Regions from separate parts of the Mus musculus genome. Here region 1 is linked to region 2. Evidence: chromatin loops called from intact Hi-C (ENCODE). Cell type or tissue: heart. All regions are shown on one strand. Each heading gives the region's core, and the rest is flanking DNA. Links, peaks and the distances in the headings are about the cores only.

What was found. A loop is a pair of places that touch in the nucleus more often than their neighbours do. Peaks named below come from ENCODE experiments on the same cell type or tissue, not always from the same donor. Only the 100,000 strongest peaks of a DNase experiment are listed, where the experiment ranks them.
Region 1: a loop joins it to region 2, with 2.7 times the contacts of the local background. A loop is called at or near these places in 26 of 42 quality-filtered maps.

Annotation. Positions count from the first base shown.
Region 1 is chr11:46,057,625-46,072,598 of GRCm38, forward strand. It overlaps Adam19 (a disintegrin and metallopeptidase domain 19 (meltrin beta)), which reads left to right. Exons shown (of 23, transcript NM_009616.4): 2 at 3,299-3,384; 3 at 7,388-7,458. Among named protein-coding and RNA genes, the nearest start is that of Adam19, 9.1 kb to the left of the region's middle. In heart, for the core only: a CTCF peak has its summit at 5,868 (motif pointing left); DNase peaks (open chromatin) are centred at 5,867, 7,347 and 7,987; H3K27ac peaks cover 4,456 bases.
Region 2 is chr11:46,107,788-46,122,761 of GRCm38, forward strand. Adam19 (a disintegrin and metallopeptidase domain 19 (meltrin beta)) reads left to right here. Exons shown (of 23, transcript NM_009616.4): 6 at 4,970-5,162; 7 at 5,836-5,901; 8 at 10,633-10,704; 9 at 13,633-13,799. Among named protein-coding and RNA genes, the nearest start is that of Mir8100, 13 kb to the left of the region's middle. In heart, for the core only: no CTCF peak of the experiment used is centred there; DNase peaks (open chromatin) are centred at 2,534, 2,954, 5,624 and 8,924; H3K27ac peaks cover 508 bases.

The DNA of each region.
Region 1 (14,974 bases), core at 2,624-10,623, 50 kb before region 2:
CTATTAATATTTTCCTTTCCCCCTTCCTGTCCTTCTATGACTATATACTGATGAATCTGGAATCGTACCATTCATACACTTTAAAAGGTGCTTCCCAAATCATGACATCTCCCAAAACTATGATTTTAATGGCTCTAAGTTCTACCAAGAGACCACAGAAATATAATTTCCTCAAAGTTAAACTCCTGGCTCTTATACAAATGTGACGAAGATTTTTTTTTCTTTCATTTATGAAGTGGCCAAAGCAGCTGCTAAAGCTGGTCAAAAGCATCAACATAATCAATATCAACATAATCAATACCAACATAATCAATATCAACATAAACAATATCCCCGGTGATACAGGGAGTGGCATAGGGAATTCCTTTGGGTGAGACAGAATCAAGCAGTTGTTGGTTCTCCCTCTCCTATTCCTGAAGTCACTTGCATCTTTGTCTGTCACAGGCGTGCAGTTAATGTTAAACTTCACCGAATACAGGCCATCCCACCGAAAGCAAACAAGTGAGCCAGAGATAACATTCTCTTACCCTTTGTTAAGTGACGCTCCAGGTCTGACACTGAAAGCTTGATCCCACGTGCTCTGGCCTTATTTTCAAGTTGTGAGCAACCCTTCTCCAGTTACGTTGCCTTACGTGTACTTAAACTGGACTGTGTGTAAAGAGATTGCCCTCAGTGCTTTTCACCATCCGAGACCTTTTGTCGTTCTCTTCTATCCTGTACAGCTCCTTTTGTTTAAGAGTCTAGATCCATCAGTCTCTGTAGAGGACTATGTCTCACTTGTTCCCTCATGAACATTAAGCACCTAGCGTAGTAGCATAGGGTTAAGAACTCAGGATGTTTTGGGTAAATAATGTAAATGTATCTATCTCTTCTGATTTGTACCAGTGTAAACAAAACCAATAAGACTTTTTTTAAGGATACATTTTGATTGCAAATATATCATATTTTTGAAAAGGAATTTAATCAGTGGTAATCCAACACTTTTTTGTTTGTTTTGGGGTTTGGGTTTTGGAATGTTGTTTGTTTGAGACAAGGTTTCTTTATGTATCCTTGGCTGTCCAGGAACTAGGTCTGTAGACCAGGCTCCCTTTAACTCGGAGATCTTCCTACCTCTGCCTCCTGAGTACTGGAATTGAAGGCCTGCGCCACCACTGCCTGGCTCCAGCTACCTTTTTTTAAAATTTTTTTTTTGGGGGGGGGGCTTTTCGAGACAGGGTTTCTCTGTGTAGCCCTGGCTGTCCTGGAACTCACTTTGTAGACCAGGCTGGCCTCAAACTCAGAAATCCGCCTGCCTCTGCCTCTCAAGTGCTGGGATTAAAGGCGTGTGCCACCATGCCTGGCAGAACCTTTTTTTTTTTTTTTTAATTTAATTCTTCTCTGGGACAGGATGCTGTGTAGGTGGATGCTGTCTCAGAGATCTCTAGATAGCCAAGATGGCCTTAGACCTCTAGTTGTCTTGCTGGAATTACAGATGTTTGCCACAAAAGCTCAGTCATCTTTTAATCCCTCCTGCGGTTGATGAGGCTGAGTTAGAAGGAACAGAACACAGGGTTCCTTGGTGACATCTCTGGGAGTCTTCAGATCTACTCAGTTTCAGAGATGTAATTTGCTTAGGGATCAGGAAATTCTTATCTTTTAAAAGATGACCTGTAGGGCTGGTGAGATGGCTCAGCGGTTAAGATTGCCGACTGCTCTTCCAAAGGTCCTGAGTTCAAATCCCAGCAACCACATGGTGGCTCACAACCATCTGTAACGAAATCTGATGCTCTCTTCTCGAGTGTCTGAAGACAGCTACAGTGTACTTACATATAATAAATAAATAAATAAATAAATAAATATTTTTTTAAAAAAAGATGACCTGTAAGTAGTGTTGAGGTCTTCCATTCTTGAACATGGCTCTTCTGTGGCTTAGGCTTCTTTTCTCAGGAATTTGCTGCCTACCTCTATCAGTCCCACTATGTCAACTCGGGATATCTTAATGGGGAATTTCCTTCACTCTACGACAAACTCATAGACCCATTCCCAAGCCCTTTTAGTTGAGGAAATGAAAATTCACAGCAACCCATTCCCAAGCCCTTTTAGTTGAGGAAATGAAAATTCACAGCAACACTGACAGGAACTGAGGCTGGAGAGATGGTTTAGCAGTTAAGAGCACTTGCTGTTCTTGATAGAACCCAGGTGTGTAGGATAAGAAAAAAACTGGAGGTGAGAAGGTTTGGAACTAAGGAAGTGAAATATAACTTCGAATTCAACACTTGGAAGGTTAAGTTAAGGTTAACAATTTGCAAGTGAATGGTAATGGTTGGGAGGCGAAGAAGTCACCTTTACCTCTGGCCCTCCCAGGGAGGTGAGTGTCACTTCCAAGGGGGAAATTAAAGCTCTTTGGTAACAAACCTGAGCTCACACCCTTCTGCATCTCCTCAGCACCTCACCACATCATCACCTTCCAGGATGCTATCCAAGTTAGAGCCACATCTTCTCTCACCAGAGCTCCGGTGCGCCCCCTAGCTTTGCTGCCACCCTTTCTGCTTCTCCTCTGTCCTTGTCCCCTACTCCCTATTCTCCCAGCAGGCAGGGTCACCTTTCAAAACAAAAACAAAACCAATACAGATCATACTGCTCTTGTGGGGCTTTTTTTTTTTCTCTAAAGACATCAAAACCTTCCAGGTAATGAAACCCAGACCCTGCTCATGCCTCTATGTTATTACAACCACAGCCGTCTCACTTAGCATATATATTTCTTACCAACATCCTCTGAGTTACCCACCCTTGCTTAGCATATTTACCAATGTCCCCTGACTTTGTAGGCTATTTCTCCTTCCTGCGTGTGCCTTAGCGAGCCCGGGCCCACGTCTACAGTTGACACTCTTTACTCTTCCCCAGATTTTTGCATAAATGGCTTCCTCTGGTCCCTCAGGTCTTAAACATCATCACACTGGCCATCCTGTTTAAAACAGGAACCCTGCCAGCTTCCCTTTATCCTGTGGCACAATCTTATTATTCCCCCCCCCCACCCCCCCCAGGGCTGTTAAGTAGCACCTGAGAATCTTTGCTTATTTCCTGACTCTTCACGGGGGACACAGACCTTGTTTGCCTAGCCTTTATCACTTTGTCACCAAGGCCCAGTGGCGCCCAGCAGGTCTTCTGAGACCACTGGGAGGAGCATTTTCCAGGAAGCAATGACTGCCTCAGAAGTGCTTTGGAGCACCACTTGGGCTTCTGAACACCATGCCTGCTCCTGAGTGCCCGAGATGTGGAGGTTGGGTTTTCTTATGGTTATGTTGTCTTGTGTTGGCAGGAGGAAGCCAAGAAGGTAGCCCTCCGCTACAGCATGAACTCATAATACCTCAGTGGCGGACTTCAGAAAGCCCTGGGAGAGGAAAGGTAAGATGTCCAAGCTCCTTGGAGAAGCAGGAATGACAGTTCCTCTAGCTGTGTCAACTTAGGATATCTTAGCGGGGACTTTCCTTCACTCTATGACGAACTCGTAGACCCATTCCCAAGCCCTTGTAGTTGAGGAAATGAAAATTCACAGTAACACACGAACTGGGCTGGAGAGATGGTTTAGCAGTTAAGAGCACTTGCTGTTCTTGATAGAACTGGGGTTCAGGTCCAAGCATCCAGAGGATGGTTCACAATCATCTGTAACTCCAGTTCCAGGAGATGCCTCTGAGGGCACCGGGCATGCATATGGTGCTCATACATATATGTAGGCAAAACACTCATGTGTGCACACACACACACACACACACACACACACACACACACACCCCTACACACACACATACACACACACACACACACACCCCTACACACACACACACACACACACACACACACACACACACACACACAGAGTCTTTTAGAAATACACAGATTACGTGCAAATGTGTGAATTTGCCATAGATCTTGATTGGACTTTTTCTTTTTTTGGTTTTTCTGTCTTTCTGTTTTCTGAGACAGGTTCTCTGAAATCCTGTCTCCATCTCCTGGATCTAGGCTTGAAGGCATAGTCTAGGGTGTCATCATGTGCCGAGCCCAGTTCTCTTTTGAGGCAGTCTCCAGTGTAGCTTAGGCTGACCTGTATGTAAATCTTAATCTACCTGCTTCCATTTCGAAAATGCAAAGATCACACTGTGTGTCATGGGTACCCAGCGATTTTCTTTTTCTCTTTTCTTTTTTTATTTTTATTTTTTGTTAATAAGAGGCAAGATAGGGAGCTAGGATTAGGTTATATATCTCAAAATATCTTCCTGATTCCTTGGCCCAGAGCAGTAGCAAAATACACAGATGTTGCCAAGACAGTCAGAACATGGTCCACCAAGCAGACTCATATTGAGGATGTTCTCAAAAGGGAAATATGGTAGTTGCGTGACAGTAACGTCTTATGTGACTTTCTACTTTACTTGAGCTTCCTCATTTACAAATCCAGTTTTAGTGGGAATAAAGAGGAACAGAGATGTGGAGAAGGGCTAACTTTCTTTTTCAGCGGGACCTTTTATGTGTCCTACTCTGGCCTCTAAGTGGAGACTATGCTGCTTCACCTTCCCAGTCCTAGCACTGCATGGATAAGCACTGTGCCCACTTTGAAGGACTCGTTTCTATGATCTCTTAGGGGCCAAATGGCCTGTGGTTTATTGGGCAACAGATAGGAGCAAGATTAAAGCCAGGGAAGGAAGTGTCAGGAAAGACTTCAGACAATTGTGGCCCTGGAATCTGGAAAGATAAACAGATGAGAAACACCCAGAATTCCTTAAGTGACTGTAGAGTCATGCAGACATGTCCCCCAAGTTCACCGCTTGGGCTTAGTAAGAGAACTTAAAAGCAGGACAATAAAAGTTGGGAACATTTTACCCGAAAAGCAAAGAAAAAAAAATCATGAACTCATTTCATCCTAAAGTAGGAAAGGCTGAAAATAGCCTTAAGGAAATGCTAGACAAATTAATGGATGGCCGTTCTCAGGCAGATTATTTTTTTTAAGTGTAAGGTCTTGTATATTTCATCCACTACCATTATTGCCGAAGAATGGATATGATCCTTTTTATAGAGGTTCCTTTGTTACCTCCAGATGTTGGATGTTGGGCATCCTCAGGAAGGATCCGAGAAACAAAGCGGAGGACCAGATCCTGTCATTGTTCCCAGCCATTGTCTACTCAGAATGTGGCTCATTGTATTCTACAAGGATCAGCAGCCCAGTGCCTGGCACTATAAATATATGGAGAGAGGGAGAGAGAGAGAGAGAGAGAGAGAGAGAGAGGGAGAGAGAGAGAGAGAGAGAGAGGGAGAGGAGTGTGTTAGTTTACTCTGATTCTTATTTGCATCTGAATAATTCATTGATTTATTAGACATCGCTTAGACACTGACTGTATATGAAGTCTAATAGAGATTTTTGAGGATGATGCATATACACAGGACAAGCTTGTCCCAGATGGTGTGTAGCTGTTTAATTTTGCCCTCAACAGAAGGGATTTGGGGGTCTCTCAGGGACGTGTGAGCATTGGGGTCACCTTCCAGTGCTTCCTCAGGCCCTGTTGGAGTTCCAGGAGGGAAGCTGTCCGTAGGCGAGCTGGACAGGGAAGCTCCGGAGAGCTGAGAAATGCAGTTTCACTGTTGTGTTGTGCTGGATCTGTTCCCTAGAAACAGGGAACATCTGATTTTAAACCTCTGTGTCTGAGCACACTCCAGAAACAGAGAGAAGTACTTTTGGATCACCTAAATAAAAATAAATATTAGCTCTCATGTGTCAAGTAATGTCTCTGTGGGGGGCACATGGTATCACTTGCTCAGTGCCAAGATTCTTTTTTCCGTGTGGCCCGTCACATGGGTGCCACCTTCAGGCCAGGGTAAGGACTTGTTTGACTTCTGTAGTCATGTGCTCAAATGCCCACAGGGGCTGTGCGTCCTTGATTCTCAATGTGACTGGGCAGGGCTCTCACTCCAAAAGTCCCCAGGGCAAAACCACAAGTGGGAGCCACCAGCCACTTGCCGAATTAGTGCTTCAGAATTAGGGAAGGGAGTGCCTGGGCACCCATCTGTCTCCCTGCCTCCTGAATATCGAATGCCCCCTCTTAAGATGAGGCAACAGGATTAACTGGGTATTGGACCAGGTACCTGACTGGAATGTTCTTATCTCATCTGAGGCTTTGGTGGTCTTGAAGTCTGAAGCCAAGATCCCAGTTGGGGATGAGTGGAGCAGGGGTTAAGAGAACGAATGTGATTGGGCTGTGGGTGTGGCTCAGTTTGTACTGAGCTTGCCTGAGGTCCTGGGTATCTCGCACAGTCCACACTTATACAGAAAAAGAAGAAGGATGTAGGAAGTGTCACTGGCTCCTTATATTGCCATAGTTAGCTTAAAGATTTTTTTAAATTTTGGTCCATGTTGTCAAATTATTTTTCAAATGGTTCCAGTTAAATTTTTCAGACAGAGGATCTCAGGGTGACCATTTTAAAGTATGTTCCACACAGCACTGCGATTCACAGTTTTAAATGGACTATGTCACTTTTGATTTTTCTTAGGCTATCCTCTTTTTTAAAATACTCTCTCTCTCTCTCTCTCTCTCTCTCTCTCTCTCTCTCTCTCTCTCTCCCTCCCTCCCTCCCTCCCTCCATGAGAGAGGACAGTGCTTACTGATGATGCTCAGCACTGCTCTTCAGGTTTATTGGCCATTTGCATGTTTTAGATGATCTGTGCTGGGTGTATGGTGTGTTTGGCCATTGACAAACTGCTTATGTGTAAGATACATCTGACTCGACTTACTATACAACTCTAATTTGTGAGGCTTTAGCTACCACCCCTTTGATGATTGGAGTGTCCAAATTGAGGCCCAAATAAAAGAAAGCAAAATATAAAAGAACTCACTTGGGTGTTTTTTTAAAGATGATAGCCAGTGTAAGATTGACAGCTTCCTTTGAACTAGGCACTGTGATACATCATTTACCTTCATTTATTTGTTCCTCTAGTCCTTAAGGATCCTCAGAAGGTTGGTTATTACCATACCATCTCATAGAAGAGTAAAGAGAGATGTAGGGAGGCTGGGTGACGGTCCAGGGTCCCACAATTACAGGTGACATCCTGTACACACACTGATCCAGGGTCTGACTCTCCAGGGAATTTACTTCTGAGAACCTTCATAAGACTGCAGTACACCTGCTCAGCCTTGGACCTCAGCTTGAGTGTCTGTCTCTCCTCTGCTTCTGGGAGAAAGCAGATGGGGAAGATTCGGGTTGTTTGGGGACTGAGGTCACTTCACGCTGGAAAGGCTGGTGACCTTTCCTCGCTGGCTTCCGGAGGATCCCTGTGCTGGCACCATGTCAGATCCGGTGCTGGGGCCCTGGGAGCCTGGGTCCCTGCTTCCAGGAACTGACACGTTTTTATTGTTGTTTTTAGCATCCACTCAGAGCAGAGCTCAGGGTCATGGCTGAAGGGCGAGAGCTGATCCTAGACCTGGAGAAGAACGAGTAAGTGGGTTTCTCCCTTCTTTTGTCTGACACAGAACAATGAACTCACATTTGATGCCAGTCTGACCCAGGTGTCCCAGTTGGAAAGGAAGAAGTTTAGTGGTGTGCCCCCCCACACCACACCCCCCCAGCCTCCACCCCGCTCCCTGCCCCAAGCTCGACATCCTTGGTCCCTTTGCAGGGCCTCTTGCCAAGAGAGAGCTTTTCCTTGGTCTTTTGACTGCTGGGAGATTGGCGGGATACTTCACATCCTGCTTGGATTTCCTTAGGCTGTGTTTCCGGTGCATCGTGGAGTTCACTGGGGCCGAATGTGTGTGTGTGTGTGTGTGTGTGTGTGTGTGTGTGTGTGTGTCTAAGGGCGGGAAGGGACTGGAGGCAGCTGCTGCTGTCCTAGCTCCCGCTCAGTGTATGGCAGGAAATGAAGGCGATTAGAGGGAGACGGGAGAAGCAGCAGGCTGGGCAGGGATTTGGCACCTCTGACCCTGATTCTTGCATCTACCCAAGATTCTGCTGAGAAGTGCATTGCTTGAAGCCGCCTGGCTTCCTCGGGTTCAGCTTTTCCCTAATCTCATTCATGCTGGGCGTCGGCCTAGTTCAGAAATATCTCCGCATTGATTCGCCTTCCGGCATAACTGTCTCAATTCATGGGTGCAGGGTTGAATAGATGACCCTGCCCAGCTGTGTCCATTGATTGACTGCCCATTCTGCCGTCAGCCCCAGTCACCTGGCCTCCCAGAGCTCCTCCTACTTGGCTAGGGACTCTGAAGGCTTTTATAATTTCCCCACCAATGGTCCCACTTTTTATCGTCCACATTGACATTGTAGATAAGGATGCTTGGTTTGGAGAGTTGCCCGTCTGCTCTTGGCAGCCTCCAAAACACCCTGGAAGCTGATGAGTAATGAAAGCTTCGTTGCCAAGAAGGGGCTAGAGCAAGGCCTTCCCCATCCAAACCAGTGGGAATGGCTGCCTGGCTTTGGTGGAATGGGAGAAGAAGGATTTATTCCAAATTTGGGCTCGTTGGACACTTGCAGAGAAGTCCCCAGTGCTGTGAGAGGGCAGCTGGTGCAGGGACAGGGTGTTTTGTGCCACTACTCTATGGAGATGTGGACGAACATCTGTTTGCCAGTGACAGGCCCAAGTAAGGATGCCACCAAAGTCCAAATTTGTGAACCAGTAATTTTTATTGGGATTGCTTACAGTAATAGGGGTGAAGGGTTACCTATGGGTACAGAAGTGACTCAAAAGATAGCAGCCTCACCAAGGCCCACCCAGCATGGGTAACAACTCATGAAAGCTAGAAGCCTGAGGTTCACTGCATGGCTTGCAGGCAGCTCTGGTGGTGTGAGCCTGGTCCAAGGGGCTGGGCTGGGTTTGGGTTGACTAGACTGAGCCTCAGGGAAGGAGGTAGTCCTTACTGCTTATATATTGTTGAGGAGGGAGGGGTCTAGTGATTCTGGTCATCTTCAGGAACTTCCTTGAAGCCCTGGGTTGTTTATTGTTTACTTTCTGAGTTTAATGAGCTTCCCAGCAGAATGGAATGTTTTAACACATTCTGGAGTAAGCACCCTGTGTCTTAAAAGAGCATGGGGTTTATTATGGAGGAAATTGCTACATAACACAGAGTTCTGTCCCTTTCTCTTCCCTCTGCCGCTGGCTTTCATTTCAGCACTCCCAAAAAGATAGACATCACTGCCATTTTGGCTCCCCTCTCCCAGAGCAAAACCAGCCTTTTATTGGTTTGCTGAATGGTTTCTTTCCTTCTCTTCCCCGGGGATAGCTACCCAGTGTGGGAAGCGCCTCCTTGCTCAGGGCATCACTTTGACTGTGATGCTGTGCTCCTCCAAGGCTCAGGGAGGGCTAGTTTGCGCTTGGCTTCTCTTAGGGATCTGTTTGGTGCCTTACTGGCTCTGTTGAGTAGCTGCTTCCCTGCTCCTGACTGCTGTCCGTGTCTGTCCTATTTAACCCTCGCTCTTCCCCAAGTCCACTGAATTGATGATACGTTCAGGGGCCGAGCCTTAGCTGAATCAGCTAAGGAGGGACCCTTGTCCTTTCCTTCTGTGTTGGGACTTCTGTAGAAGATCACAGGAAGTTAGGCTAGGAAGATTTCTTTAGAACAAGAGCTTCCAATCTGTGGCTCAAAACCTCTTTCTTGGCAAACCTGTCACCAGAAATTTTACATTGAGGATTCATAACAGTAGCAAAACTACAGTTATGAAGGAGCCATGAAAATCATCTATGGTTGTGGGGAGGGAGAGGAGCTGTATGAAAGGGTCGCAGCACTAGGAAGGTTGAGAACCACTGCACTAGGGACTCCTGAGTGCTGTGGTCTCGTGCACAAGTACAGAAACTTCATCACAGAAAGGGAGAGACACTTGTCTAAAGTCACCCAGCAAGTGTATGAAGAGGGCGAGTGGAAGTCAGTTGTGTTCTTGGCTTGGATGTGGAGTTGTAGCATGTGACCTAGGTAGGGCAAGCTGAGGAAATCTGAGAGGAGAGTAGTGATGGCTGCCTCATGGGGTGCTTGTGAGGGATGGGCCGAGTGGGCAAAGCGTAGAATGTGAGCACGTGGAGTTGTCAATATAGTGATTTTTTAAAAAATTTCTTTTTAATTTGTGTCTGTGTGTGTTGTGTATGTGTCTCTGTGTGTATTTGTATCTGTGTGTGTGTGTGTGTGTGTGAGAGAGAGAGAGAGAGAGAGAGAGAACAGGTTTGAATATGGATATGTCTGCTCAGAGGTCAGGGGATAGCCTCAACTGTCACCCTTCAGGAATGCTGCCTACTTTATTTTGAAACAAGAGCTCCCTGGGTGTGGTGGCGTACGCCTTTAATCCCAGCACTCGGGAGGCAGAGGCAGGCAGATTTCTGAGTTCGAGGCCAGCCTGGTCTACAAAGTGAGCTCCAGGACAGCCAGGGCTACACAGAGAATCCCTGTCTCGAAAAAAAAAATAAAAAAATAAAAAAACAAAACAAAACAAAAAAAACAACCAACCAACCAACCAAACAAACAAAAAACCAAAAGAAAGAAAGAAAGAAAGGAAGGAAGGAAGGAAGGAAAGAAAGAAAGAAAGAAAGAAAGAAAGAAAGAAAGAAAGAAAGAAAGAAAGAAAGAAAGAAAGAAAGAAACTCTCTCATTGGCCTGGAGTTCACTCATTTGGCTAGTCTGGCTTGCCAAAGAGCACCAGGAATCTGCCTGTTTCCCCTTCCTCATCTTTGCGATGACAAGCACCTGCCTGGCCTTTATTGTTATTGTTAACATGGATTCTAGGACTGAACTCCGGAAGGCAAAGCTTCACTGAGCAGGCCCTGTCGTGAGTCGTGATTTTTTTTTCTTTTCTTTTCTTTTCTTTTCTTTTCTTTTCTTTTCTTTTCTTTTCTTTTCTTTTCTTTTCTTTTCTTTCCTTTCCTTTCCTTTCCTTTCCTTTTCTTTTCTTTCTTTCTTTCTTTCTTTCTTTCTTTCTTTTTTGTTTTTTTTTTGTTTTTTTGTTTTTGTTTTTCGAGACAGGGTTTCTCTGTATAGTCCTGGCTGTCCTGGAACTCACTCTAAAGACCAGGCTGGCCTCGAACTCAGAAATTCACCTGCCTCTGCCTCCCAAGTGCTGGGATTAAAGGCGGGCGCCGCCACGCCCGGCTTGTCCTGATCTTTAACATACCTACTGAACTGCTAGGGGTTTTTCATAGGTGCCACCCATTGTCTGCCCATGGCCTCCACCAACTCCCAGGGAGGCCCGTGGAGATATGGTTCCTGGCCTCCTTTAGCCTACCGCAGCCTGGAGTGGAAGTGGCACAGCCAAACAGCATGATCTCACCAGGTGTCCCTGGGGAAGGACTTCCTGCTTTTCTCATCCAAATTGGGCTTTTTGTTTTTGCACACGTGTTGCCGAACTGAATTCACTCCAACTGCACTGCACTTCCTGGTGTGGCTATTTTTCCCCACGTCCTCTCCTTCACAGGCCGCCAAGCCCAGACTCAAAACAGCTCTGGGCTGAGGAGAGGGGATTTTTCTGAGTTTTCAAGTTACTATGTTAACATTTCTACCTTCTGGTGGTATGGAAGGAATCTAGGTCCGTGCTCAGAAACTTCCCAAGCCTTGTTCGTTTCAGCTCTTGGTGGATGCCTCTGCTCTCCCTGTCTGTTTTCACGTGAACTGTGACGTTCTGGGCACCAGGGTAGGTCCCTGGACTCGAGTTGAGCTGTGGGGAAAAGAGTTCTGCCAGCCTGCAGCTCTTGCTAGAGTCAGAAGGGATACAGGGAGTGAACGGATAGTGTACAGGATATCAAATAATGAGAATTGTATACAGGAAGCAAAACACTGGGCTCAGGAAGAGCGGGGGTGGTGGGGGTGGTGGGGGTGGTGGGGGGTGGGAGGGAGCCGATGTTGATGAACAGCAGTCAGAAATGATCATGGGAAATCTGAGCAGAGAACTAAAGGAGTGAGCTGTGGAGACAGCTGTGGGAGAGTTTCAAGGAGGGAACAGTCAAGTTCAGAGGTCCTGTAGATTACGAGGATTTTAGCATCCCTATCCCACTTCTCTGTTCATTGGATTCTCTGGTCTCCCGGGAGCCACAGACAAGGGTTTCTGAGACAATGGTGAGGGGAAGGATATTGAAATTTGTTTTTCATCACTCTGAGGTGTCTGGCTTTTTCCCCATCGATTTAAAGTCCTCGTGCTAATGCACGGCCCGAAATAGCAGTGAGCGGGTCCTTAATGGAATTCACACATGGAGAAATCATAGCCAAGAATGGTGCGGGCAGAGGAGCTGGGGTGGGGGTGGGGTGGGGGAAGGAGGGGTCAGGAGATGGGACGTGGCGGGCGGAGCTTTAGCGGAGTCAGAGCCAGGGCCTACTTTTTCTCCAGTTTGAAGCCGCTCAGGACAAGCGGGTCATAGCTCCTTTTCTGTGGAGCGCTGGCAAAACAGATATGGCCCTGTGAGAAAATGAGCATGTGGCTTCACGTTGTGGCTCGCATTTAGATGCTGACCTTACCATTCAGCACCTACATTCTCTCCCTTTAAGTCTCAGTCCCTTCGCCCAGGACTATAATCACAGTCCTGCATCTCAAAGCGTGGGGAGGCTGAGATGCTGCGTGTGTATAAAGGACCTAACCCAGTGTCTACCTTGTACTGCACACTCAGTAAAGGGCAACTATTATCATTTCTTGCTCCACTGTTTGCAAATTGCACAAGTGGGGCATGTTCAGTATAGAACACATAGCAGTGCCAAGCAAAGAAAGCAGTAGAGCTCACTGCTGTCTGATGGGGGATTTTCTAGACCTTTCTTGTGCCTATGAGAGCGTAGATCCTGTCAACATGCAGTCTCAGGGAATCTGATACAGACGTCTAGGGTAGCTGGGGAAGAAAAAAAAAGATTAAAAAGAAATTTATATTTATTTCTTGCGCATGGGTATTTTTCCTGCATGTATATATGATCACCATGTGCATACCTGGTGCTCTCAGTGGTATCAAATCCCCTGGAACTGGAGTTACATATGGTTGTGATCTACCATGTGGGTGCTAGGAATAGAAGCCAGGTCCTCTGGAAGAACAGCCAATGCTCTTAGCCTGTAAGGCATAGCTACAGCCTCCAGAAAATAGGTTTTTACCCGTATAAACCTATTCTATTCTGTTAAATTTATTGTATACACATGAGTGTCATGAAAACTATTCTGCTCAGTCTCAGGACAGCATTATAATGTTATTTACTATAATATCTAACATATACAAGCTACAGACCTTTGGACTGCTGCACAGTTGTTAGGAGACAGTCAGTCCCTTGTCACCCAGGCATCCCGTCTGGTGGACATAGTCCTAAGCTCATAGAAGTAACTTAGAGTTGACGAACACACCAGCGCCCCCTCCTGAGCTTCAAACTTCTCATCTGTAAAATGAGATTTTTGTTCAAGTTGGGCTTCAAGAGCCTTCCTGTGTTACCTATTTAAAGGACGCTGTCTGCGTGGCAATGCGAAGTTCCTGCTTCAGGAGAGCCCCTCCCCCCAAAAGAGTCTACAGCAGGATGCAAAGAAACGGTCTCCAACCATGTCCTTGAAGTTGGGGTGAACTGTTAGCTTAGGTCTCACCAGTTGAGGCGGCAGAAAGAAGAGAAGGGAGGATTACAGGATGGAAATTACAGGCTCCTAGTCACAGCCTGTAATTTGGTGGCATACATCCATAATATTTTTTCCTCTGTGACTCGCCCCCCTGTTCTGAGGACTGCCATTAACCTAGGGGCCGTGTCTGACAAGCCTTATGTGCTGTTCAATTAGAGACACTTTTCTTGTGCTGAAGTCATCTTAGGAGACAGACTCCTGGGGGCTGTGGACTCTAGTTCTCTTGCCCCGCGGCAACCTTTTCTAAGAGAAACTCCACTAACTTGTTCAAGCTGATTCTAAGACAGAGCTGAACCAGGGGGCAAAAATCACTGTATTACAAGGTCACCTTCAACAGCAATGAGGACCGGGGATGGAGCTCAGTCCGAGTACTTGGCTAGCATGCGTGAGCGAGGCCCTGGATTCAATTCCCTCCCTGCAGGATATAACTTAGCCCTGGTGGTGCACGCCTGCAATCCCAGCACTGAGAGGTGGAGGAGGGAGGGTCAGCTGCTCAAGGCCATCCTCGAATACACTCTGAGGTTGAGCACAACTGGGCTATATGAGACCCTGTCTCAAAAACAACCAGGATGTCACCAACCAACGAAGGAGGAACAGTGTCAGCACTATCTGTGCTGTGGCCGTGTCCTCGCCACTTGTCCCCTGAGCACACCCCGAGGCTGACTCTTCTCGCTTGAGGCTACTCTGCGGACTTGAGTCCAAATCCTAGCGATGTTTAGAATTGGTCTCGAGAAGGGATGTGGCAGGTGGTGGCCGCCCATACCATTGGTGTTGCATGAGGCAGAGGCAGGCCCATCTCAGTGAGTTCAGGGCCAGCCTGGTCTACAGCGCAAGTTCTAGGATGTCACAAAGAAACTTTGAAAAACTAAGAAAAAAAAAGGGGGACTAGGGGAAGAAGAAAGACAGAGAGAGAGGTCCTTTGATCTTAAGGTGGAGGCTCCTCAATAACAATGGCTCTCTGGGCTGGTTTATGCTGTCAATACTAAGGCAGAACTCAGGCATGTGGAGCTTAGGGGTTTAACTACCCATTATAACTTTTGATGGGTTAGAGTTTTAAGAGTCTTACTATTCACTATGACTTTTGACAATAAGCTTTCTTCCTAGCTCAGCTATTATAGATAGGAGGATGGTTTTATTGTCCTGAAACTTTAGAGTCAGCTTAGAAAATTAAGTCATTTCTGAATTGTTTTGTTTTTGCCTCTCTCTCTCTCTCTCTCTCTCTCTCTCTCTCTCTCTCTCTCTCTCCCCTCTGTCCCTCCCTCCCTCCCTCCCTCCCTCCCTCCCTTCCTTCCTTCTCTTTGTTTTCTAAAGACTGGGTCTTACTCGATAGCCCAGGATGTCACCAAACTCATGACAAGCCTCTGCCCTCTCCTTCCCATCTAAGGAGATCACATCTAATGAGCTGCCACCA
Region 2 (14,974 bases), core at 2,275-10,274:
GGTTAAATAAAGATGCCAACTGTCAAAAGCTGGGCAGATGAGACATGTATAGGGTTTGTGGTTCACTGGGCTTGGGGTCTGAGGAGAACCATGAGGGGAGAAGATGGAGAGAAGAAGAAGTCACCATGGGGATAGGTGAATCAAAAGTTTTTGCCGTGAGGGCTAGCCAGTTGGAAGTAAGAGCGGCCCAGATGGAACATGACAAATTATAAAATGGGATTATTGATAGAGAAATAGATTCAAATAGCATAGAGGGTAGATATCTGCCCAGGTCTAGTGCTAACTAAGGCTTATTATAATAATTAAATTTGTGTGTCTTTAATCAAGGAACTGAATGATCAAAGGCAGGGCAAAAACCTCTGATTGAGATTAAATATTTATACAACAAATTGGTGCCCAATGTGGGTCTTGAACCCACAACCCTGAGATTAAGAGTCTCATGCTCTACCAATGGAGTTAGTAAAATTAAAAAATAATGCTTTTCTGTTGCCCAAAACCATTTTGCTCTAGGAAACTGTCCTGCTGATCACTGTGGGGACCCAGAGATAGGTTGGGGCAGAGTTGTTTTGTTTTTATCCAACAAAAAAACAAAGCTGTGCTCATGAAAGCTAACATGGGGTAGAATTTCAAGCTGCTCTGAGCAGTCAGCCTGTCTCCTTAGAATGTGGGGCTCCCATGGGAGAACTAATGGCAGGTTGTGAGAGCTAACATGAAAATGAATGTCATACTGCTATGAGCAACCAGTCTCTATAAACATGAGCTTCCATGGGAGAACTGATTACAGCTCAACCTAGCACATTATACAATAAGGGAGAGGGAATTTAAATTCAGTTGAATAAAGAGAAGGGTATTAAATAAATTTACATGAAGAAAAAGGGGGATATAAGTATATTTATCTACAGGAATGCTAATTTCCAAAGAAAGGAGAGAAAATGAGAATTAATATAAATGTTTGAAGGGTATATAAATAAATAAATCCAGGCCTTTGATCTTAATACTTGGAAGATAAAGGCAAGGACAGACAGGTTCCTTGTGAGTTTGAGTTTGAGGCCAGTCTAATCTACAAAACACGTTCAAGTTGTCCTGGGCTATACAGAGAAACCCTGTCTTAATACATAACAATAATTGTTTTTAAAATGTTTTAAGTTATCAAAGATATTAATCTCTAAAGAAGAGAGAAAGATATGGAAATTGATTTCGATGTTTTCAAGGGTACATAGATAATGAATAAATAAATCCAGGCCTTTGATCTCAATACTTGGGAGACTAAGGCAGGGACAGATAAGTAAGTTCCTTGTGGGTTTGAGACCAGCCTAATCTACAGAGCAAATCCAGGTCAGCCTGATCTACACACACATTAAAAAAAAATCCTGTCTCAATAAATAATAATAATCGTTTTAAATTGTTCTCATTGTTTTAAATTATCAAAATGAAGGTGGTTATAAGTGCTCTCTCTGGTTGTGATGGCATTACAAATCCTCTATGAGAGAAGTCAATCTAGAGCAGACCTAAATTTAAAAAGAGGCTGCTAATTGGATCAGTCTATACTCTTAATGATTTCAAATTGCCGGACCAAAGGCATGCTATGATAGCTCAGCCGTTGAGGGTTAGGCTCACAGCCAAACATATAAGCGTTCAGTTCCCATCCCTAATTAATGCTGTATAATGTTTGAATAAAGTAATTGGAGTGAGCTAGCTGGCTGTCAGGCTTCCCCGGGAGGACGTACCTCTCTGCTCCTTTGGAAAATGAGGGCTTAGCATCTTGGTGAGCTTCTCTCTATTGCTGCACCTACAACCAACATCAATCAACACATCCTGGCCGGTCTCACTTGAGAGAGTCACTGCCGCCATCACTGTAGCCATATGCATAGTCCTGATGACAGAAGATGAGGTAACAGAGAACTGCCCACTGGACATCCTCCTACCTTCATTGTCAGTAGTGAAGTCGTGGATAGTGAGTGCTCACTGAATGGGGGTGTCTTTCTGAACCATTCTCCAGGTCTATTATGAAAGATGATAAAAAGTCAGGGTGAAGGTTGTAGGATGAGGAACCAGATTGCTGAAGCTCACCCCTGTTTTAACTCTTTACTACTTGTGTGAATTTGGGCTGGTCATGGAAAAAATATTTGTAAGGGTCAGAGAAGTTAGTTAGAAGTTAGCTCTCATCAGCTTGGTGCCCAGTTCATAGAAAAGCTCAATAAGTTATAGCTACTATGATGATAATTACCAGCCCTGCTGCCAAGTTCCAATTGGTACTTTCACTGATTCCTATGGGGAACTTTCCATTCACTGGGTGTAATATTGGTGCACACAGGATCACCAGCCAGTCTGTGGTCCACATCATTTAGTGGCCAATATTATAGTCATTAGAGGAAGCTGGGGTGGTGGGCGAGGCTCTGGTCAGCTGGGATGAAGAGATAGCTTGGGAACAGGATGCCAATATTGCCCTGGCCTCCGTTCTTTCCTGTGCAGAGTAGGGAAGTTGCTGTGATCCCTGCTCTTTGCCCTCCACCCTAGCTGTTAAGGGAACACCTTAGGTGTCTCACCATAGGCCAGATGGCGGCTGCTGTGTCAGCCAGGATGCAGCCAGGAAGTTGATAGTCTTCCCGGTACTGGAATGAGGTCAGCGAGGGATGGGATCAGGAAAGGTCTACTGCCCACCAGAGTCTGTCCCAAGAGAATCATGAGCTCTTATTAAAGGACAAAACCTGGGTGGGCATCCTGAGAGGGCAGTGGTGGCTAGAGGTTGAGTGGCCCAAGAAAGAAGCGCTGCCACTCATGGTGCCAGAGGCTGAGCTGAGAAGGTCTTTGGTTTGGAGATAAGGTCCTGAGTGACTTGTTGCCAAGGTCCTGGGGATTCAGTCCTGGGCTCATTGTTCCCAGAATCTGGAACCCATTTCTTGGCTGTCTTGTTTATCTCTCTGTGTGGAAGGTGGCAGTTTGGAGAGTGGGTCAGAAGGACAGACTATATTTACTCATGACTATAGTTGATGATGCCAGCAACACTCTTCAGAAGTGTGGCTGACTGTTGCAGGGTTCCCAGTGGGAGATAAGATGACAAAGAAGGCATTTGGCCCCCTTCCATCCTCAGACACAGTTTACGGAAAGGTAATTAACCATGGGACGCACAGTTGGCAGACATTACTGTCTTTTCATTCCTACATCACAGTGTTAGGTTGGCACATCATAGATCTTAGTGGATAAGATGACAGGGGGCTACCCTGTGAGCATCTCCCCACCTCTGTTGATAATGGTGAAGCCAGAGGCAGTAAGTGCTCACTGAACCTAGAGAGCCACAGAGGCTTCAGTGGTACAGTACCCTAAGCAGTTGCATCTAATCCGTGGGTGTCTGTCAAGGCTCAGGCTAGGTCATGGGTCACAGTGACTACACCCATTCTCAGCCTGTTCTTCACCAGGACAGGCAGCTTGGCTTGTTCATATTCCATCCTTAGCAACTGCCATGGTTGTAGATACATAGCTAGAATGGCTGCCTTCCTGCCAACCGTGAATACAGTTATTCTCTGTGCTCCTGCATTCCACCTCTGTAGAGTTAACCAATTATGGATCAATTATTTTAGAAAAAAAAAGTTTTGCTCATATATGTTTTTTCTTGACCTTAGTCCCTAAATAATATAGTATATGTAACATACCTTTACATTTAAAAATATTATTTGTTTGTTTGTTTAATGTGTGTGCTCCTGAGTGTATGTTTGTGCACCATGTGTGTGCAGTGCCTGTAGAGGCTAAGAGAGAACATCAGATTCCCTGGATCTGGAGTTAGAGGCAGTTTGTGAGCTGCCTGGCATGGGTGCTAGGACCAAACTCAGATTTAGAGAGAGAAGCAAGTGCTCTTAATTGCTGAGCCATCTCTCCAGGCCCAACATTTACCTTTGTTTGTTTGTTTGTTTGTTTGTTTGTTTGTTTGTCTAGCTGGTTGTTTTTTCAAGATAGGGTTCTCTATGTAGCCCTGGCTGTCCTGCAACTTACTCTGTAGACCAGGCTGGCCTCACTCACAGAGATCTGTCTGCCTCTGCCTCCCAAGTGCTGAGATTAAAGGCATACATCACCACCACTCCTGGTTCAGCATTTACATTTTATTTGCTATTATAAGTAACATAGAGGTGATGTAAAATATACAGAAAGAAACAAATAGGTTATACATCAATAGCACACCATTTTATATATGGCTTGGAGTGTCTGGCATTTTTTGTTTCCTTTGGAGTCTGGACCCAAGTCTCTATAGATACCAGCAATAAGACTATTTGTGTTTGAATGATATCTAGAACTCAGTGAAATCTCAGTGAGTGAAAAAAAAAAAAACAAAAACAAAATAACCCAGCACATATCTTTGAGTTCAGTACTGGGTGAAAGATTGTTCTATATGGTTAGTTGTGGGTGTCACCTGACCAGATAGCTGCTGGCATGGGGCAGTTGATGGGTAGGGATGCTTGGCTCCCAGGCACTAGGACACTTGTCTTTCATTTAGTTACTCAAGAGCCCCGTGAGTTAGTACATTATCATTTTTATTTTAGGGATGAGGAGATTGAAGCTCGGGGTCATGAGATGTTTCTTGAGCATGTGACCTTTGAGTGCCACAGCTAAATTGAGAGGCTGGCTATCTAGCTGGCAGGCCAGAGTGCTTCCTCTGATCACATGTTACTTTTTCAGGGCCTATACAGTTTAATGATTGTCTATGGGGTCTATGGGGTCTACGATTGTCATGGGTCATGCTTGATTTGGTGGCCTTTAGGGGTCCCAGTCTAAAGCCTGAACTTAGGGAGGTAGGTCTAAAGTGCTCTGAGATTCTGTGCCCCACAGTGTATTTCTCTACAGAGGGTCTAAGCTTACACCAGGCCTTCCCAGAGGGCCTCGTGACCCAGTAGAACGTGAAGAAGCATGGAGCATTTGAATCTGCACAAGGGACTTTTCCGGAAGCATTGACCGAAGCTTCCATTTCTCTTATCCACAGAGGACTGATTATAGTGAGAAGTAACCTCAGCTACATCATCGAGCCCGTCCCTAACAGCGACAGCCAACACCGTATTTACAGATCCGAACATCTCACGCTGCCCCCGGGGAACTGTGGGTTCGAGCACTCCGGGCCCACCTCGAAGGACTGGGCCCTTCAGTTTACACATCAGACCAAAAAGCAACCTCGCAGAGTGAGTTTTCAGGTTCCCAGTGGAGCTGGCAGACTGGAGCCTGTCCTCTCTGCACCCTTACTTTGGTTCCAGGGGTATTTCTAGATTGAGAGAGAAGGGTAAGAAAGAGGGAAAAGCCCACCTCTCTCTCTCTCTCTCTCTCTCTCTCTCTCTCTCCCTCTCTCTCTCTCTCTTTCTCTATTGTTGAGTGAGATACCTTTGTAAGAGAATCACTGTTTATATTTAAAATATTCTAAGATACTGGTTTAAAACACTGTGTAAGGTTAAAAAAAATGTCACTTCCCCTCTTGGAATAGCTACCTCATCTGATGTACAATATTTGTTTTGTTCACACTGAGAACAGAGGTCTGTGGTCTCAAAGTTACTTGGGAACTAAGCTGTCGGCATGTTCCCTTGTGGGGTGCTGGCCTCAATTTTTGCCTGTGCTAGCCAGTTTGGCTTCTTTGTTTTTTGAGACTAGAGGATTAGATCCCATGGCTCAGAAAGGCCTTGAGTAATAACCCGTTGCAGATGGTGATGGTGGGCTGCAGCCAGAACTGTCCCTAACGCCTAAATGTAAAAGAAGTAAAAAGGTCACAGCTTATTAACCAATGTGGTTCTCAGCTGCCTTTTGGAATGAGCTGGAGCCAGCCATTTCTACTGCACTGACCTGCTTCTGTCTCTTCTTGTCCAGATGAAACGGGAAGATCTACACTCTATGAAGTACGTGGAGCTTTACCTGGTGGCTGATTATGCAGAGGTAAGGGGTCAGCAATGGATTTCAGCAAACAGAAAACAAAACAAAAAACAAGAAACAAACAGACAAACCTTCTCTCTTGAAAGCACCAACTCATCACATTCATCTTTTTCTAGTTTATCATATAAATTTGATCCTAAATCTGACCTTAAATCTAGCCATTTTCTATTTTTGGCTGTGCGCCTAGCCTTTAATGGCTGAGCCATCTCTCCAGCCCTCTTCTAGCCATTTTAAACAGTAAGGAAAAAAAAAAGAAAACAGCAAAAAGCCAAGGAAAGGCACTCCTAGGACAGCCACGGAAGCACGGGCTTTGCTTAGACTGGATCTCATGGTCCTACAGTTTGGATGCTTTCTCTTAGGACTGTCTGTAATCCTTCAGAGAATCCTGTAGACTTCTGTTTTACAAAGGTATCAGGCGCCTGCCGCATCTGATCAGATACAGTCTTCTCACATGTGTATCTATTTTTATAACCATGTTGCTGCTTCCTAAATGTCCCCAGAGCAGCAGCATCTGTGGCACCTGGGAACTGTGAAAAAATGCAAATTTTTTAGCCTCACTCCAGATCTCTCGAACCCCAGATCATCAGGGTGGGGGTCCCACAATCCATGGTTTCATAAGACATCGGATTGGTTTTGATGCATAGCGGGTAAGCTTGGGAAACACTGGCCTAAAAGAGCAGGATAGTCCCTTGACTCATTTTCCTCGAATTGGACAGGCCCCAAGATTTCACAGACACCTGTCCACCTGGCCCAGTCATTTGTCTCACTTTTTCAGGCGACTTCCTGATTTTTTCTGTGCCGTTCCAACATAGTGCTTGGCATCAGGATGCAGCCGTGAGCCAGAGCTGCTCTTGAATCTGAACTTTGCTGTAGAAGCACAAAACCCTTGTAGCTCTAGGCATGGGAGCCACTGAAATGGGCCCTTGGTGATGCTTAAAATGCACACAGCAGATCTGGTGTGGTTTAGAGCCTTGGTAGACCCTCTCTGATCTGGTGATGCCAAAGATGGCAGGTGGCGTGTAAAGAAAGCTTGAATGGAGACTTATCCTGGAGTCCAGGAGTTCTGTTTCCTCCTGGAAGCCCTCCATGCACCCACCACCCATATTTCCATTAACCATGCATTACCTTCAAGTCCCATACCGTGTGGTGACATGACCACAGCCAAACACTCTTTCCTGTGCCCTGGCTGAGCACTGCAAAACTCCATGAAAGTGGGGGTGGGGGCTCATCACTGTATCATGGTCTCCTGTCCTCTCTACTTGGGGCTACCAGCTTCCCCAGTGGCCTCTTTCTTTGCAGCTCCACAGCGTGGGTCGGAGCAATGCCAGCGGGTGAGGGAGTTCTAGCCCAGGTTTGAGAGCTTATTTTCAGAGCTAGAGGTCGGAAGAGAAGGATCTTTAGCCTTCTTTCTTAAAGACAGGAGGAGTTCACTGGGCAGCGAAGTGGAGGTGAAGGGCTTTCCTGGGAGGGAACATTGTGTTTACTTTCAAAAGAGTTTAGCTTTCTTAAGCTGATGTTGGCATTGTTCCCCCCACCCCACCCCCCAGCAGTCAGGAATGGGTGGGTTCTAGGGTTTTTGTTTTCTTTCTACAGATTGATGTGTAGATGGGGGAGCAGCAACAAAGGTTGGCTTCAAAGCCAGCCAAGTAACCCACTTAGCCCCACCCCATAGCGGCACCTTTGGCTCTCTGTATTGTGAAGGTTCCTGGGGGAAAGCAAGGTCTTTCCTCCCAGAGAGTTCTCCATTTAAGCTTTATATCTTGTATCGTCTGATACAAGGTCTTTCGTCATTTTTCCTAAGATTGTTCAGATAAAATGTCCTGAGACTCCAATGGAGTGAGGCACTTAGAACCCCCCCCCCCCGCTCCAGTTTAAGGGAGGAGTATTATTCTTTTGCCCAGTGGGTCCTTGGTGCAGGGTTTTACAAGCCACTTAACCTGTGAGTCTCCAGCAGGCATAGAAGAGGAGGAGTTGGGGAGTGGTCTGTTGCTGGGTAGCTAGACTCCCAGCAAACCAGGCAAGAAAAGGCTCTGTTTGAAGGTGTGCCACCATGGCTGTGGGACCACCCAGAGGATCTTACTGATGCAGGGGAGTGAAGCACCCCTTAAAAAGCACCAGTCAGTCACATAGACATCCTCACCCCCTTAGCTACAAGTCACCCCCATGACTCGTACCTCTTGCTGAGTCAGGGATCTCTCAGTTCTCAGTGTCATGAACATCTCTCAGCTGTAGGCTTTGAATGATTCATGTCAGGGTTGGATCAGGCCAGGCAAGATTTGCAGCCCAGAATCTGCTGGCAGAAATATATTCCTGGTCGTTAATCTGAGCATGCAGGAAGATGAATCAAGGGAAGGATGTAGTATTTGTGATTTATCCCCCAGTGCTGAGACACAGCCGCTATCTCCGGGCTCGGAACTCACAGCAGCCAGAGGGATGCTTCGAGTGGGAAAGCAAGCTCTGGGCAGTGAGGTTGTGCTATTGGCATCTAGAGAGAGCTGTCAGCAGTAAGCAAGCAAGCAAGCAAGCAAGCAAGCAAGCAGTGGCTCTCTGCCTGGGCCAAGATCGAGGTGGGAGCTTCTGGGATGATTCTCAGCATGTCCATTCTGTAGGCAAGGAGGCGTGTGAGAGAGCTGCTTGGGTGGATCCTGGCACATTCCCTCATTTATTAAGTGAAATAGAATGCAATGGGAGCAAAGAGGGGGGCTTACGTTGGGGGAGGGGAAAGAATGGGTTTAGACATAGGGCTGTAAAGAACTTTGGTGGTACCAGCAGGATGTAAGATATCTGGGAAAGGCTGGCCTACCGTGTTATATGACCGGGGTTGCCTCAGAAAGGGTAACACTGAAGCACATATTTTTTAAGACTGGAGGTTGTAAACTACAGCCCATGTGAACCTATCACATGTTCCTATGAGTATTATTCTGGAGCAGGGCCATACCATTTGATTTATGGTATCCTGGAAGCTTCTAAGCAACCAAGGAGAACTGGGTAGCTGTGCTCCACCAAGGCAGAACTGAGCAGCTGTGGTCTACGATCATGTGGTCTACCAAGCCTCATCATGTTTACTCAGTAGCGCTTTGTAGAATAAGCTTACCAACTCCTGCTTCAGAGTCTTCTGGAAAACATGACACACTGTTTCAACTATGGTGGCCTCACTGGGCCTTACTGTTTGAGGATAGGATTAATATATTTGGAAGCCAGAAATCTCTTCCCAATGCAGTAATAAATGTTTACTAAATAAGTGGAAAGACTCTTGCCACAGGACTAGTTTAGAAGTCAGGAGGTCTTGGTAATAGAAACTTCTAGATTAAACAGTTTGCAAAGGTCTATGCAACAGGGTTCTAGAATTTACCTCTGTAGGAGATAAGGGTAGCAAAGGAGTTCTTTTCTGGTGAGTGTCAGTTCCAAAGAAGTCAAGGACTGTTGCAGAATTAATACAAGAGGGAGGAAGTGGTGTACCAGAGCTGGGAGTCAGCCCTTGCCAAACCAATACTCTAGGGCACCTCATTTGGGTATTCTGGAAGAGCTGGAGGAGGAAACCTGTAACGGCTTGAATAAGGAATACCCACCTAACAATACCTTCACTAGCTATCCAGATTCTGGGTCAAAATGACAGCACACAGGGCATGTCTATCCTTTAGGGCAGGGGGAGGTTACAGTTCTAAAATCTTTTCGTCTTCCCATCCTGACAATTTCCCTACTTCATTATTGAAGGTGAAAGAGGTCTGTCCTTTTCAGACAGAAGTGGTAATACAAAGCCTCCTAATGGGGCTTTAGGCAGACATTCTAATCAAGTTCAGCACACTCTTCTCTCCTATGCCCCATTATCGATGTCTGATTTCACAGTGATGATGAAGTCAAAGAGTCTTTCTCACCAAAGAAGGCACTGCCTCTTGGAATCATGTGGAAGGCAAAACCATGTTGATGCCACATGGCCCTGTTGGCAGCACCCCCTATGTGACATTTGCATGCCCCCCCCCCACTGCAGTTAGTCCGTGTAGGTTCTCAGTGAGTTTCTTAGCTCTTTTTTTTTTTTTTTTTGGTTTGGTTTTTCGAGACAGGGTTTCTCTGTGTAGCCCTGACTGTCCTGGAACTCACTTTGTAGACCAGGCTGGCCTCGAACTCAGAAATCCGCCTGCCTCTGCCTCCCGAGTGCTGGGATTAAAGGCGTGCGCCACCACACCCGGCTTCTTAGCTCTTTTAAATTGTGTCCTTCTTTCTTAAGTAGAGGATTTGTTGTTATGGTTATTTCTGGCTCTCCCTCCACTGTGACTGAAGCTCTTGTAGGGTGTCATCAAGACCTGACATCCATATGCCCCTTTTGTGCTAAGCACCACAGCTTGTCCATAGAGCAGTTTAGCAACCATTAGATCAGTGACAACTGACCACATGTAGGAGAAAGCCTTATAAGATGTGTGATGGTGGCTTCCTATTGGGTTGATGAGCAAAGCAAAGAGACCATTCCCTCCTCTGATTGATCAGTGAGCTAACCGGAAGCATTGTAATATAAAGTCAGGAAAATAACTACCTGAAGGGGCTGGAAGAAGATAATCACATCTGCTCTGGTTGCTTCCTTGCCCTGGGAGATGGAGGTAGCCAAGATAGATCTCACTCAGGTTCTTCCTGCTGAGAGCCATGGGAAGGGCTATTACTGAAAAATGACTGCACACGGAAGACCCTTGGGTGAGAGCTGTGGAGGGGTCTGTCTCACCTGGTTCTGTTTGTCCTGTTTAGTTTCAGAAGAATCGACATGACCAGGATGCCACCAAACGCAAGCTCATGGAGATTGCCAACTATGTTGATAAGGTGAGACCAGGTGTGTACTTTCTGGGGGAGATTGCTGCACCTCAGACAGTCTGCAGGGCAAGAAGTCACACACACCTGAGCTCTTGTTGCTGATTTGGGACCCTGAGCTATCAACCAGAGGCAAACAACTCAGCTTCTTGGGTCAGGTTTTTGTCTTTTGTTGGTTTGTGTGAGTGTTTGGGGGCCTTTTGTTTTTCTCTGTTTTAATTTATAAACTACAAGCACTGGCTTAAGTCAGTGGCTTTCAGTTATGTTTATAGTTTTCTGATGGAAATCATGTTTCAAAAATGACATCTTGTGCCCCTGCCCATGTAAAAGTCACATGGAAGCAGATGGCTGGAAACAGACATGCGCCTGGCTCTGACCCCCTGACCTTTCTCACAAATGAAGTGGGTTTTGAGGCACACTGAGCAAGGGAGAGCCCAGTTTAAAAGGCATCAAGGATGTGTTCCCTCTGGGTGAAAGCCCGGGGATTCTTTGACTTAGATGTTGAAGTGGATCGGGATGTTTCTAGGGAGACTACGAATAGTTATACTTCTTCAGTCGGGTTGTTTCAACCATGCACTTAGGAAATTCACAGAAGTTTGAGCTGCACTCATGGGGTATTCTCAGACCGTGAAGTATTCTATGCGAAAGCAAGTTCTAGCACAAAAGGCAGAGAACAAAACTTTGCAATGGCAGCTCCTCTCCACAAGCAAAGCTTTGACGTGTTTGGTCATGTGCCTCCTTTTAAGGGGCAGTCCTGGTGGGTAGAACTAAGGTTGCATGTTTGCCAGTGGCTGACAGTCCCAGCCCTGGGGTCTCTTGTCTCTTTGAGACTCTGATAACCACTTCAGGACCTGTAGAACTTTGAAGGCTTTCTTGGCCAGCGAGAGGTTCACGGATCCTAGATCTCAGGCTGGAGAGATGGTTCATCCGATAACAAATAGAAATTAGAAACTTTCAAACTGGGCGGTGGTGATACATACCTTTAATCCCAGCACTGGGGAGGCAGAGGCAGGTCTCTGAGCTCAAGGCCAGCCTGCTCTACAAAGTGAGTTTCCAGAATAGCCAGGGCTACACAGAGAAACCTTGTCTCTAAAAACCATAAACAAACAAACAAACAAATGTTAAAAATTAAACTTTCAGGGCTTAAAAGGCAGAGTTGATTGCTGTGGAATTACTAGATGAAAAGTTCACAGCCTTGTATTTTTTTTTCTCTGCCCTCAACAGCTGTGGAAAGAGGCCACTGGTATGTAACAGGTGAAAGCCAAACACTAGCCTTTCCTGGAGGGAAGGATTCTAGGGACACAGTAGAGTCCTGTGTCCAGCTCCTAACTCACCAGCAATAGCGTCTCAGCGATCCTGTAACCAAACACCCAACATCTGGAGAAGTGTGTTTTCCCTGGGGATACAGGAAGCTGATCCTACCGCCACCTGTGTAGCAACCATTGTCCCAGACCCGACTCAGGGGAGGTGCAGGGCTTGGCTGGCTGGCTCTAGGAATTTTCTTCCTGCACTGGGTGATTAGAGCCTACCTCTAAGCACTGATGAGAAATGGAAGTGGTATGTCAGTAAACACATCAAACAAATAAACAATAATAACTACAGAAAAAGCAAAGATGCGGAGGGAAAAGAGGGTAGCCGCACACCCCGGGTGTCGGTGGAAACCCTGTGCCTTGTGGATGGTCATCCAAGCCCCCAACTTCCCTCCGGCACGCGTGGTTTAGGGTGAGGCACATGGGCTCCTCCTAAGTCTGCTGAGCCAGTTACTTGGACTGAACATTTTAGAGCTAAAACTGGAAGAACTCTACACATTTGCTGAATCAGGGGCCCAATCCACGGGCCCTGTTTTCTCTGAGGCGTAAGAAAAGCCAAGTTGACTTCCCTTAAAAAGTTCCTGAGTGAAGCAAATTCAGATGCTTCGGGTTTTTCTGTGATGATAGATGTGGCAAAGACAGAGGAACCAGGAGCCCATCTAGACTGCAGTTTCCTGGGGGCAAGAGAAGGATGCGAATGTGTGCGTGCGCGTGTGTGTGTGTGTGTGTGTGTGTGTGTGTGTACTTTATTGTTATATACATATTATATGATCCCAGCTCTTCAGCAGCAGATGGTCACAAGGGCCCTGGGAGTATAATCTGGTTCATCTTGGCTCCAGAGTGTTTCTGCTGAGATTTTGGGCAATGTCTCAACTCCTCTAAGCCTCAGTACCCTTCCTTCTTCATGACAAGTGCTTGATGAACAGCGGGACCACCAGTTATTAATTTTAGCTGGGAAGGAACCCACCATTTTTAGATTGGGGTGATCTAATCCCTTTGTGGCTTCTGTGTTATGTGGTTTTTTTTTTTTTTTTTTTTTTTTAAGTCACTCATGGGCTGGGGAGATGACGCAGTATGTAAAGTATCTGCTGGGTACATAAGGACCTAAGCCCCACCACCCATCTAAAAGCCAGGCATGGTGTCATGAACCTATAGCCATGTGGCTGGTGGGGGAGGCAGGGGACAGAGACAGGCCATCCTTGGACCTCTCAAGCCAACCAGTTAGGGTTAATCAGTTAGTTCCTGATTTAGTGAGAGACCCTGTCTGAAAAAATAACATGGAGAATAAACGGAGGAAGGTAACATGAACCTTGGGACTTCGTGTGTATATGCACACACAGAAGACACATGTACATGTATTATGTGCACACACAGGTCACATGTACATGCAACACTGACACGGTAGCATTGGTCAGGTCCACCAAAGAACCCCTTGATGGTTAGGGTGTTGTTCCCTCTACTTTTTTTTTTAACCTGTTTTCTAAGCCAGATACTCCAGTTTGACCACCAGAATGCATCCCTCTGAAGGTCGTATTTCCCGATTTCTAGAGCCAGAGAGCAATCTCAGCATCTGTGCTCTGAGCTCCTAGGTCGGATGGTGAGAGAAACTGGCCTTTTGGTGTCTTTTCAGTTTTACCGCTCCCTGAACATCCGAATTGCACTTGTCGGCTTGGAGGTGTGGACGCATGGGGATAAGTGTGAAGTTTCAGAGAATCCCTACTCTACCCTCTGGTCCTTTCTTAGTTGGAGGCGCAAGCTGCTTGCTCAGAAGAGCCATGACAATGCTCAGCTAATCACGTAAGCAGCCCTTTTCTGGTCTTGTGGTATCAGCTTTGTCTGCAGAACCCCTGCCTGCCGTAAGGGGTGCGAAATTCACCCTTCCTTTCACAGGGGCCAATGTTGGTTGTGCAAGACCCCACCCTGCTCCCTGGGCCACATAACCAGGCTTTTTCAGACTCAACACATCTTGAAAGAATGTTAAAAAGCCTAAGAATGATAACAGTCCTCTGCAGAGTTCCACGTGAGGCAATTAGCCTCACCCGTAATCAGCTGAGCAGCTGAGGCACTTGGGAGTGAATATTAGGGGAATGAGCAGATGACTCTTGGTCACAGTTGCTAGCCTGAAACAGGCATTCTTGAGCACAGTCAGTTGACCTCCCACTGCAGGATACAGGAAATGGGTCTTCAAGTCCTTCACACCGTTCTCTGGGGTCTCAGGGCTGAAGTCCTGGGAAGGTCAAAATGGTAGACTGTAGGACCTTCGTGCTCAACAAAGGCACAGAGATGATAAACTCCTTTACTTGTTTGTATTTATTTATTTATTTATTTATAACATAGGCGAGTCAGTAATTATTTCATCCTTGATACCTTGATTTACCCTTTCATAATAACTGCGATTTCCAATATTTACCTGTCCCTAAAACCTAGACTCTTAGTGGTCACTTGAGGACAATCCACTCACTGAGAAAGTCTTTGTTTGCTGAAACATTTGGCCTGCACTTTTGGATTGGACACTTTGAATCTGTTTATGGTAGTAAAGCTTCCCAGAGCTAAGTGCAAGTCTCCGAAATGCCAAGCAGGGCTTCATACACTCAGATCGGCATATATTGAATTTATTAAGCAAACATTTATCAAACATCCATTTATTCTCCTCGCCTACTCTGGGTGGATGAGATGGAGAAGGGATAGGTTAAACTGGAAGAAACTGGCTGTTGACAGGTTAGGGCCATCATTTTGGAGCAGAGATGGAAACAGCTTAGCCCTGCACCCAGCTGCAGTTTGTGAGGCTCCCAAAGGGACTCAGCTACTTTCTTGGTCCTTGTGTGATGTGTGGATCACAGCCTCAGCCCCGCAGCTGCATCCAGCATCCTTGCTTTTGCCCCCAAGACACATGCCACTGATGGTAAGACCTGAGCTGCTGGCCACTGGCGGAAATGGACATGATTCACTTGGGCATCACAGCCTGGACCACA